Linked DNA regions of Homo sapiens: region 1 is linked to region 2. Evidence: chromatin loops called from intact Hi-C (ENCODE). Cell type or tissue: mammary epithelial cell. All regions are shown on one strand. Links, peaks and the distances in the headings refer to the core of each region. The heading gives the core; the rest is flanking DNA.

Region 1 (5,386 bases), core at 275-5,274, 170 kb before region 2:
TTATATATATGTGTGTGTGGCTTCTGTAAGGAATAGATAGGAACCCATTCTAGGTAAGATGTGGGGTGAGTGGGGGGTAGGAAATGGTAGAGTTGTAAAAAAGTAAAATATTAATAAAAGTTGGATGGCGTGTCTAATAGAAAACAAAACCTTAGAACTTGAATGAACACATGTACATTTCAAACCATCAGTTAACAATTGAGAGAGGGCTGGGAGGGTGAGGTCAAGAGAAAAAGGAAGCCTACTAAGCCTCCCTTAAATTAAAATATATAGGCAGTAAATCCTCCCACCAATACAAGAGGCCAGATCTGCTGTAAAAACTAGAACCAGGTATCCACATGAAGTGAAATCAAACCTGATTTATTGTAGCACATCTGAACACTTCAGGTCCCAGTAAAATCTCAGCATATTGTATTAGAGTTAAAACGGATTAGTAAAGGATGAGAAGGGCTTCAATAAATTATTTATTAGAACACTAGTAACTTGAGGGCCTATAATGGGGACTGGCATGTAGTTGGTACTTAGTAAATATTTAATGTATGGATTGATAGATAGATGATTGGTTGAATAGACAGGTTAGGATAGCAGTATAAAACCAAAAGGAACTTAACCGTACTCATCCATAATCTTCTTTGTCCAAAACAATCTTAACACTTTTCTCATAGTGTGTGTGTGTGTAAGATATATATATATGCACATACATAGACACACACGTATATTACATAATATTAATATAAAGTTGTTCCATTGGCCAGAGCAAGCCACATGGATAAGCCCAGTGTTAATGTAGGAGGGTGCAACAGAGTATTTTACAAGGAAGCATTCATCGATTAAAGCCATGATTACACCAAGAGAGGAGTCCCTCCTTTCTCCTGTGCAGTGAAGACTTCTGAGGCCTGAACCTACCACCTCAGGGTTCTTCACCTCCTGAAAGGCAGGATGAGTTTCATCCTGAAGGAGGTCTGGATGGAGTGTCCAAATGATAAGTGAATTTCTGGAAAACTAACCCATACCTCCTGAAATAGAATTTCCAAGAAAGAGCCTCAAAATCTCTATTTTAATTAAGCATAGACAGGTGAGGGAGCAGGTACGTATGCTTCTACAGGTTTCCATTTCAATACGGGAATTAGGCCCAGTGATTTTGAGGCTGATTACAAGTGTCCCTTATCTGTGTGATCACTTAGTGTTGTTAACTGGCATGTCTTTTACAGGAACATCAAAGACCCTGAGAAGCCAAAAGTTATGAAATGCATCAGCAGTGGGTTGAAGACAAGACCTCTCCTTTTCCTGCTGACATTTCTTCCATGAGCAGTACCCAGACAGCCGACAGAAAGAGCCCAGGAGGTAACTGGGGACATGAGATGAAAACTCAAGATGCAAGGGTATCCCATCTTTTGGCTTCCTTGGGCCACATTGGAAGAAGAAGAATTATCTTGGGCCATGCAGGAAATACACTAACAATAACTGATGAGCTAAAAAAAATCACCAAAAAATCTGATAATGTTTTAAGAAAGTTTACAAATTTGTGTTAGGCCACATTCAAAGCAATCCTGGGCTGCCTGTGGCCTATGGGCCACGGGCTGGACACGCTTGCAAGGGAGAGGACAGATAAAGATACGTATGAGAGCATCCTCCTTAGAGAAAGGTCAGTGTTGAAGTCATAGGGTAAGGGAACTCTTTCAAAAGAAAGTAAAAAAAAAAAAAAAAGATAGCGAAGTAAATCATGTGAAGTCTCTACAGAGTAAGGGCCAAAGGGAGGACACAGTAGCTTAAAATCACAATATTGTTTTTGTTCCTATTTTTGTTTTTCTCATAAAGCTACAGGTCAGCTGGACAGCTCGCTCTTGGGTCCTCACAAAGCTACTGGTCAGCTGGGCAGCTCAGCTGGGTCCTCATCAATGAACCAGGGTTGGCTGATTTTAGCTGGGCTCACTCAATTTTCTAGAGTCCACTGGTCTGTCTGCTGCAGTGTGGCTGATCTAGGACAGCCCTGGCCTTGGTGACCTGGCTCTGCTGCACGATGCAGCCATCCTCTAGCAGGCTAGCCTATCACAGCAAAACAGAAGCACAAAAGAGAGATCAGGAAAACGCATAGCTTCTTAAGGCCTAGGCCCTAAACTGGTGCATCACTTACTTCTTGGCAACATTCTGGTGGCCAAAGGAAGTCACATGTCCAACCCCAGACTCTAAAGGAGGGAAAAGAGACCCGATGCCTTAATGGGAGTAAAGTCACATTGCAAAAGGCAAGGATCCCAAAAATGTTTCAAAAAAAATTGGAGGCCATCTTTGCAATCAAAGTTAGATTATTCTCAATGGTAAAAGTTGGAACCACAATATTATTGTTACCTTCAAAGAGTACACCTAGCTGAATCCCCCAGTCAATGCAGGAATTCCCCCAAATTAAACACACACACACACACACACACATACACATAAACCCTCAAAGATTCCCACAACTTGACCATTTGACCTAGCTTTTCTCACTGGGTAAAAAAAGCAAGAGGGAAAAAAAAACCACTGCAGCTCTCTCCCACCCCTGCTGTTCAGCCTTCAGTTTATCTGGCCTCTGCTATGAGTCACAGCTGACTGAAGGGTGGGGGTGGGTTGTGAGTCATGGCCTAAAACAAAGATAGAATTTGATGGGGGTGGACGAGCAGGCGAGAGAGAAGACACGGCAAGTTCAGGCATTCTCTCAGTGTTTAGGGTGATGTCTTCTTTCCTGCAGCTGGGGAAGTTGGGCAGAGTGCCCCCGAAGGAGGAGATTCCACACAGGCCCTGTGTATCTGAGAGTTGAGTTGCTGATTTCAGAGGTGTTTGTATCATTGCTCTAAATGTGTTTCTGCTCCCCTCCCACCCAAGATGCTGGTTCAACGGACCATTTCATCCTACCATTATACAGAACCCACAGGAGCTAGTTACCTGGTCAGTTTGAGAAGTTAATATTTAAAAAGACTAATGGTTGCATATGGCTTCCACAGGAAAGAAATAATAAGCTAATGTTATCTATTGACTCAATCCCACATATATTTACATTTGACAACTTAAAAAAAAAACCTTCGGCTCAATGATAGTTTAGCTCAAGTCACTATGTTAGGATATATATTTCTTTCATCTATGACTATTTTTGTCTGCACAGTAACCTGCCTCAAGCACACAAATATTTGTGTGTCTGGCCTCAAGCAATTAACGTGTCTCCTAACATGAGATAAAGATTAAATGAAAATTCTGTCACCCTGAAATAAACCTGGAAGCAGAATTCCTGAATGTTTGCCAAATAAGGTGACTATCAGACTTAAGATGCTGAACTTTGAAATGACTGTCATAGAAACAAAGGCAAGGCATGGTTGGCGCCCATTCAACCTGGTCAATAACATCCTTAATTACAGGACATGGCATCATTTTGATTCACAGTGGAATAAAAGGCATCTATTTGTATATTTGGAAGTCTGAATGAGGATTTCCTGATGAAGTCATTTCTGTCTTACAACAGCTTCGCTTGTACCAGTAGAGTTAAAACTGGGTCACCATTTTTATGCGAGCGTATGGATACACATACATCCACACTCGAACCCCAAACACACACACACACACACACACACACTTCATTTCAGAGTCTAATTAAAACTCTATTATACATAATTTTCTTCCAGATCAATGGTGGTGTTGGATCAAAATTGTAGCTCACAAGGAAAATCCTGTAAAGGAACCATATTTTTCTGTGTTGCCTGCCAAAATGAGAACATCATTTGTTAAATAATGTGGGACACAGGTGCCCCGGATGTACTATTTAATGGAGAAAGAAAAAGAGAGAAACAATGGCTGCCAGTATCCGGGAAAAATGCGACTAGCTTCTTAAGCTTCTTCACCCAGAAATTGTTACAAATAGAAGGGAATCTGACTTTGAGCTATGAGTTGTTGCTTCCCCATGACTGAATTCCCCAAGAACTGAGTTATTACTGACCTGTGATTTGCTCATCATAAGGTCTCACTGTTAATTACTGCTCTCTGCTCCGCAGAAACTTTGAATTCCACCAAAGGGTGTGCCGAAGGCTTAGATGTTGAGAAGCGTGAATTCATCCTGCACAACAAATATCATAGAGATGGGACTGGAGCGGGGGACAAGAAGGGGGAGAATGAACAAGATGCATGTTGCAAAACCCCAAGGGGTGCTATTTGTATGGTAGCCTGAGTGAACAGCAATTTCCCTGAGGGGTGGTTGCAGCAGATACTGTGGGTACCATCTCTACATCTCTTACTCCTTACTCGTTCCTGCCTTACTCCTTCAGGGCAGAGCAGCCCAACTTACTCTTTGCCTAAGGACAGTCTCTGGTATCTAAGTCTAGGTTAGCCACTCATGGCAGGCCAGATGAATGATTGCTAGGAGTCTTGCATATACACCCGGTTTCCTTGCCACTTGGATAGGATAAAGGTGCTTCACCCCATTTTCCAGCAGTCTCCAGCAAGTCTAGGTTCCACTTGCTCACAGCAGTAGCTGATTTTGTGAAACATCCTTTCTGGGCTGCCTTCCTTTCTCTCTCTCCCTTTCCCTCTCCCATCTCTGATTTTCTTCTACTTCCCCCAATATATTAATATTATCTCAGGGATGGCTTTTGGGAACCCCAATCAAAGAAAGGAGCAAACTCAATTAAGACCCTCTGTTTTAGGTAACTTTGGGAACCTGGTGGAGCATCCTGACATTACATCCTGAACCAGAGTATGTCTCAAGATATTTTTGGATCCTGCTTTTGTGGAGACAGAATCCACAACACAGCAGAGAGTTCCTCACTCCAAGAGGTACATTCTTCTTACTGTCTGGTTCACTCCCTAGACACATGCCAGCTTGACCATCATACAGAGCAGCCCCCAGGATGAAGGCAAACTTCTATCTGGAGTCTGATCTTTCCAAGATAGGGCTGAATCAACTTAGCTCTTTTTTCTTGTGGCTCATTGCTGCTTTCCAGATTGAGAATAGCCTCAGATTTCTTTCTGGCTTCCATATACCATGCATCCTATTGCTTTGCTTATACTCTTACCCCCCAATGTCAAAATAGTCCTGAAGTGTATACCAGATCATGTCACACATATGCAGAACTGATCATGTCAGTTCAACCTTGGCTCCAAGAATAAAGCTGTAAGTCCTATAACCACAAGGCCTTAGGGTGACTTGATTCCTGAAGGCTACTCCAATATCATTTCTTCTCATTTTCCTCATCACACCTTGCCTTTCTTTGAACGTGGTGACATATTCCTGCTGCAGAATTTTGCATTGGCTGTTTCCTCTATCTGGTGCACTCTTTTTATTGAAGGTGCACTCTTACCTAACCTAACTCATGCTTTTGTGCAAATGTCACCATCTCAGACAGGCCTTTGCTAACCATCCCAGCAC
Region 2 (5,386 bases), core at 248-5,247:
CCTGTTCCCTGATTGAGAACACGAATAAGAGAAATTGCTACTGAAAGTAATCTCAAGAATCTGACTCTCAAAGTGAAATGCTATGATTGGGTTGCAAATATATCAAACAGAGAAATGGGACAAGAGATATCTTAAGCACACAGCGGCAACATGACTACTCCGCTCAGCACAGGATATAGGGCAAGTATAAGCAAGGCACTGGGACATCAAGTGGCTGTGCTACTGTATCATCATGGCAACGTTAGCGATTGTAAGGACTGTGAAGTCACCTTTCTTGTCACTATAATCCTAGAAAATAAACACAAGGAAAATAAAAATTTTAAATTATGTGCATAAAATTAAGGAAACATGGAGAATCAGAAGATCTTTACAGCGGAATTGAGTCGCTTATCTCCTGTAGTCAGAAAACAGATATGGTTTAGGATTTAAAGTTTGTAGAGTTGCAGTGCTTTTCAAACATTCAGCCCAACCAGGCATCCTGTGCTAAGGTAAGAGCAATATTGGGAAAGAAGTGAAACCCTGAGATAGGATATAGGGATATTTGGGTAGATATAGATAAGGCTAAGACTCTTGAAATTCTAAATTCCACTGGATTTTCTTTCCAATAAAGGCAAAATAACAGGCCAAAATATTTACCATATTTCTGAGCAAATTATAGAAGTATGCCCCCATTAGGCTGGGTATGGTGGCTCACACCTCTAATCCCAGCACTTTGGGAGGACAAGGCAGGCAGATCACTTATGGCCAGGAATTCGAAACCAGCCTGGCCAACATAGTGGTTGTCTCTACTAAAAATCCAAAAAAAAAAAAAAAAAAAAAAAAAAAAAAGATAGCTGGGCATGGTGGCACACACCTGTAATCCCAGCTACTTGGGAGGCTGAGACATGAGAATTGCTTGAACCTGGGAAACGGAGGTTGCAGTGAGCCAAGATCATGCCACTGCACTCTAGCCTGGGTGACAGAGGGAAACTCTGTCTCAAAAAATAATAATAAGTATGCCCCCATTAGAGTCTTGAGAAATACAAGAGTAATCATTTCTGGTACATACTTTTTAATTTACCCCCTTTTGGCATGTGAAAACTACAATAACAAAAGTTGACTCATGCAGAATGACAGTAGATTACCAAAAACTTAATTCTAAGGTCATGGTAACCATAAATACAGTTAAAGAATAGTCAATCTCCACTACATAAAGTCAACACAAACTCTATCACCTGGTGTGCAGCTATTGACCTGATAAATATTTTCTTCCCTTTACAATTAAGAAAGAAAGTCTTTTTCTCAGAGACAAGTCAACGATGTCTATCGTAATAGGGAACATAATCAACTTGAAATTCCATAGAACATAATGTTAGTCTAATTCATGGATCACAATGGACTTGGTAAGCATGAAATATTATGTTCCTTAGATAACTTAGTAAGGTATATGCATTCCAAATTGTGAGAGAGAGACTGTGCAGAAGTTCAACAGCCAGCCACACTGGGGCTTATGGGGACCCAGCAGTGTGGGTTATGCCAGGCTACTCCTTCTAAAGTGAGAGTCCCACTGGAAGTTTGAGTCTTCAATCTGAAGACTCCTGTGCATACATATTAAATAAATTTCCATGCTTTTTCTCCTATTAAAAAATAAAAAATAAAGTGAGTTTAATTTCTGCAACTTACACCACTCATCTCAAAGAGACTCAAATTTGGGAGATCTCTTTGGGTTTTGGAAACAATACATAACACATTTGGGTGTGTTTCTCTGTACCATTTATTTGATAACCCATAAGACTGCAAATTTTGAATGGGACTCAGAGTACAAAAGATATTCTATAGTAGTAGAGGCTTTGGTATAAGCTGCTATACCATGTGGGTCTATGACGCAGAAGAATCAATAATGATTGATTTGTCTGTGGTAGGCAGGATTGCTGAATAGCTTGCCTGGCATGCCCCAAGTAGAAAATCATCTACAGATGTCTAGGATTTGGTAGGATATGCTCTTCTTTGCTGATAACTATTTTCTATTTGGAATGCTGCATTTAGATTGCTGGTAGGTCCATATACAAAGTGGATATGGAGGCTGTGAATCAATAGCATAGTTTTTCTCTCATCAAGGCTGACCTGGCTACTACTATTGCTGTATGCAGCCAACAACAGAGGCAAATGCTGATAATCCAAGACTGTAGAATTTCCTGCCAACCCCGGTCAGCCATCTGGTGGCAGTTGACTACATCAGGGAAAGAGATAACAGCCTCTAAATATACTATACTCACATAGACATATATTCAGGATACTGATTTTGCTTTCCTGCCCACAGTGCTTCTGCAAGCACAAGCATTTGTGGAATTACAGAATTCCTTATTCATTGCCATAGTATCCTGTACAACATTGCCCCCAACCAGGAGATTCATTTTACAGCAAAGGTAATGAGGCGGTGTGTTCATACTCATGGAATCACCACATGACCCATCAGTCAGAAATAGTTGGTGTCACAGAAGTATGGGATGACCAGGAGAAAGATCAATAACAAAACCAGCGGTAAGTCAACACATTAGAGTACTGGGTGTTATATTATAGATGCCATACCTGTTTTAAATATGTGACCAACATATTTTGCTTTTTTAAAAAACTTAGCCTGAATGTACACATCCAGGAACTAAGTAGTAGACTGATCCCTCTCACTATTATATCAATAACTCACTTAAAAATTTTTTTTTCTCATCCTTATAGCCTAAGGTTCACTGTGCTTAGAGGTCTTGAGATCCAAGGCAGGAATGATTCCACCAGGAAAAAATGATCAATAACTCAATGATTTGGAAACTGAGACTTCACCCTGGCCACGTGGTCCCTTGTACCATTGAGTCTAATACAGTGTGGGTAAGAAGACTGTTTGAAGGGCATATGCATTCAGTGGAGTACCTGTTAGTACTCTTTTAGCCAAAAGTTTTTGGCCAATGGAAAACTGGCAACCCAAAAAAGACAAGACCACCAAGAACTCATATCTTCTACAAACAATGTCTTTAGTCACGCTACCTGGTAAAGAACATGGATTATGTATATGGCATTGGCATATGGTAAGGTTGGTAATGGTAAAGGAAATATGTACTGACTTACAGGAGGCAATAGTGATTACCAATTTTGGCTCATCACCAAGTACAGAAGCAAAGACTGTAGTAGTTATGTCTTATTTATTTTCTTTATCCTTGAGTTCACCACCACCTTATATGAAAATGTGAGTGATGGTTATCCATTTAAATGGTAGATAGGAGGATTACTGGATAGATAACATCTACAGTGATGTGATATCTGATGGGGTTTCATGTAGTCCCTGGGTAGAAGGCACAACCTTTTCACCCAGATGAAAGGGAAGAGAAAAACCTGAGAAAAAGAGGAGTAGACCAGATGTGCTTTTCACTATGCTGCATCCTGCTTTCCGTTCCAGCACACAGACCTTGTAAGAATATCAGTGGTTCCCTTCCCTCTGACTCCTAGTTGGGTTTAGCCAGTGGAAAGCCTTGACCTTGACAGAAGATGAGGTGGAAGGAAGAAGGTGATGTCATGGTGTCTACCATACTGGCTCACTCTGTGAGATCAGCCCAGGATGGCTGTGTCCCTGCGCCTCTCAAGGGGATCTTCTCTACACACTTTCTCCTGCTGTCAGGTTCTGGAACTATTTTCCTCCCTTATCCCTTTTGGCCCAAGCATAGTAAGAGATAAGCAGCTTGTGTTATCCCCACACTATCCCTTATGATTCCTCTATTCCCCACCCACACTCTGTAGTTAACTTCTTCGTAAAACAGACAAAATTCCTATTTTGAATTGTCAAAATTCAAGCATACCACCTGTTTGTTGTTGGGGGCCTGACTGATACTTCCCACACGTCGAATCCACCATCGGCTCTACCAGAATTATTGCAGTAGCTTTGGAACTGGCCTAACTTCTTTTCCCCTTGCCTCCCTCTAGTGTATTCTCAACATGGCAGCCAGAGCAATCCTTTTAAAAGGTAAATGAGCAGAAGAGTTTTTCCTAGGTTTTCTTCTAGGGTTTCTTTCAGATCTAACGTTGAAGTATTTTAGCTATTTTGAGTTAATTTTTGTATATGGCAAGAGATATCGGTCCAGTTTCATTCCTCTGCATATGGTAATCTAATTTTTCCAGCACTATTTATTGAAGAGGGTGTCCTTTCCCCTGTATATATTTTTATCGACTTTACTGTAGCACTATTCAAAATAGCAAAGTCATGGAATCTAAGTGTCCACCAACAGAGAAGTGGATAAAGAAAAGGTGATATATATATATGTGGAATATTACTCAGTTATAAAAATGAATGAAATCATGTATTTTGTAGCAACATGGATGGAGCTGGAGCCTATTATCCTAAGCGAAATGAATCAGAAGCAGAAAGTCAAATACTTCATATTCTCACTTATAAGTGGAAGCTAAACAATGGGTATATGTGGACTTAGAAAAGCAAATAATAGATACCGGAGACTAAAAAATGTGAGAGGTAAGAGTTGAAAAATTACCTGTAGGGTACAGTGTTCACTATTTAAGTGATGAGTGCACTAAAAACCCAGACTTCCCCACGATGTTATATATCCATGTAAAAAAACACTGCACTTGTATCCCCTACATCTTTAAAAATAAATAAACTACATATAACATAACACAACATAACATCAATGTGATCACAACACTTGTTTATTAAAACTCTTCCAGAAGCTAAAGCCTTCCTAATTTACTCAGATTAAAAACCAAAGTCCTTTCATTGACCCATAAGGCCCTACGTGATCCCCCTCCCTGCCTCCTACTCTTCTTACCTTCTTTCACTCTGCCCAGGTTGTAGGAGTTCTTCCATGTGCCAGCTGCTTTCACATGAAAAGCTTGTTCCCCAGAATCTGCATGGCTCCTCCCTCACTTCCTCATGCCCTGACTCAAATACCTGGCTCACTCTTCTCTCTGTGACCTTTCTTGACCACAGTGCCTAAAATTGCAATACTTCTCTAATGTGACCTATCCTCTCTTCCCACATTTTCTCCTAATCTACTCTTTATGGTATTTATTTATCCTATTTACCTGTTTTCCTCTTTCCCTCTAGGATGTAAACATTGAACATGCAAAGATTTTTGTACAGAACATTTTTGTGCTCAACATCTAGAAGTGTGCCCATCACATATTAGGCACTCAATCAATATTTGTTGAATTCATGTATTCATTCATTCCCAGTTCACTCAGAGTAAAAGCCGACTTTTTTGTCTAAACTATTGATTGAACACCTAATCAATCTAAATTAGTCAAGCATCCTAGTTGTGAGCCATGGAAGAAACAGACAGGCACTTACCTCTTTTTTAAAGAAAATTAGCCTTACCCAATTTGTTAACCTACCTTAGGGACCAGACTTCAC

What was found. Peaks named below come from ENCODE experiments on the same cell type or tissue, not always from the same donor. Only the 100,000 strongest peaks of a DNase experiment are listed, where the experiment ranks them.
Region 1: it touches region 2 in a loop (6-fold over the local background); 5 of 110 quality-filtered maps call a loop at or near these places.

The regions. Positions count from the first base shown.
Region 1 is chr20:11,264,708-11,270,093 of GRCh38, reverse strand. It overlaps LOC124904960 (a long non-coding RNA gene), which reads right to left and starts at 4,051. Exons shown (of 2, transcript XR_007067724.1): 1 at 3,962-4,051. It overlaps LOC339593 (a long non-coding RNA gene), which reads left to right. Exons shown (of 2, transcript NR_038972.1): 2 at 1,212-3,435. RefSeq lists an enhancer at 2,149-3,348. In mammary epithelial cell, for the core only: a CTCF peak has its summit at 2,518; a DNase peak (open chromatin) is centred at 2,573; H3K27ac peaks cover 1,801 bases.
Region 2 is chr20:11,095,900-11,101,285 of GRCh38, reverse strand. No RefSeq gene overlaps it. Among named protein-coding and RNA genes, the nearest start is that of LINC02871, 72 kb to the right of the region's middle. In mammary epithelial cell, for the core only: a CTCF peak has its summit at 2,191 (motif pointing left); no DNase peak of the experiment used is centred there.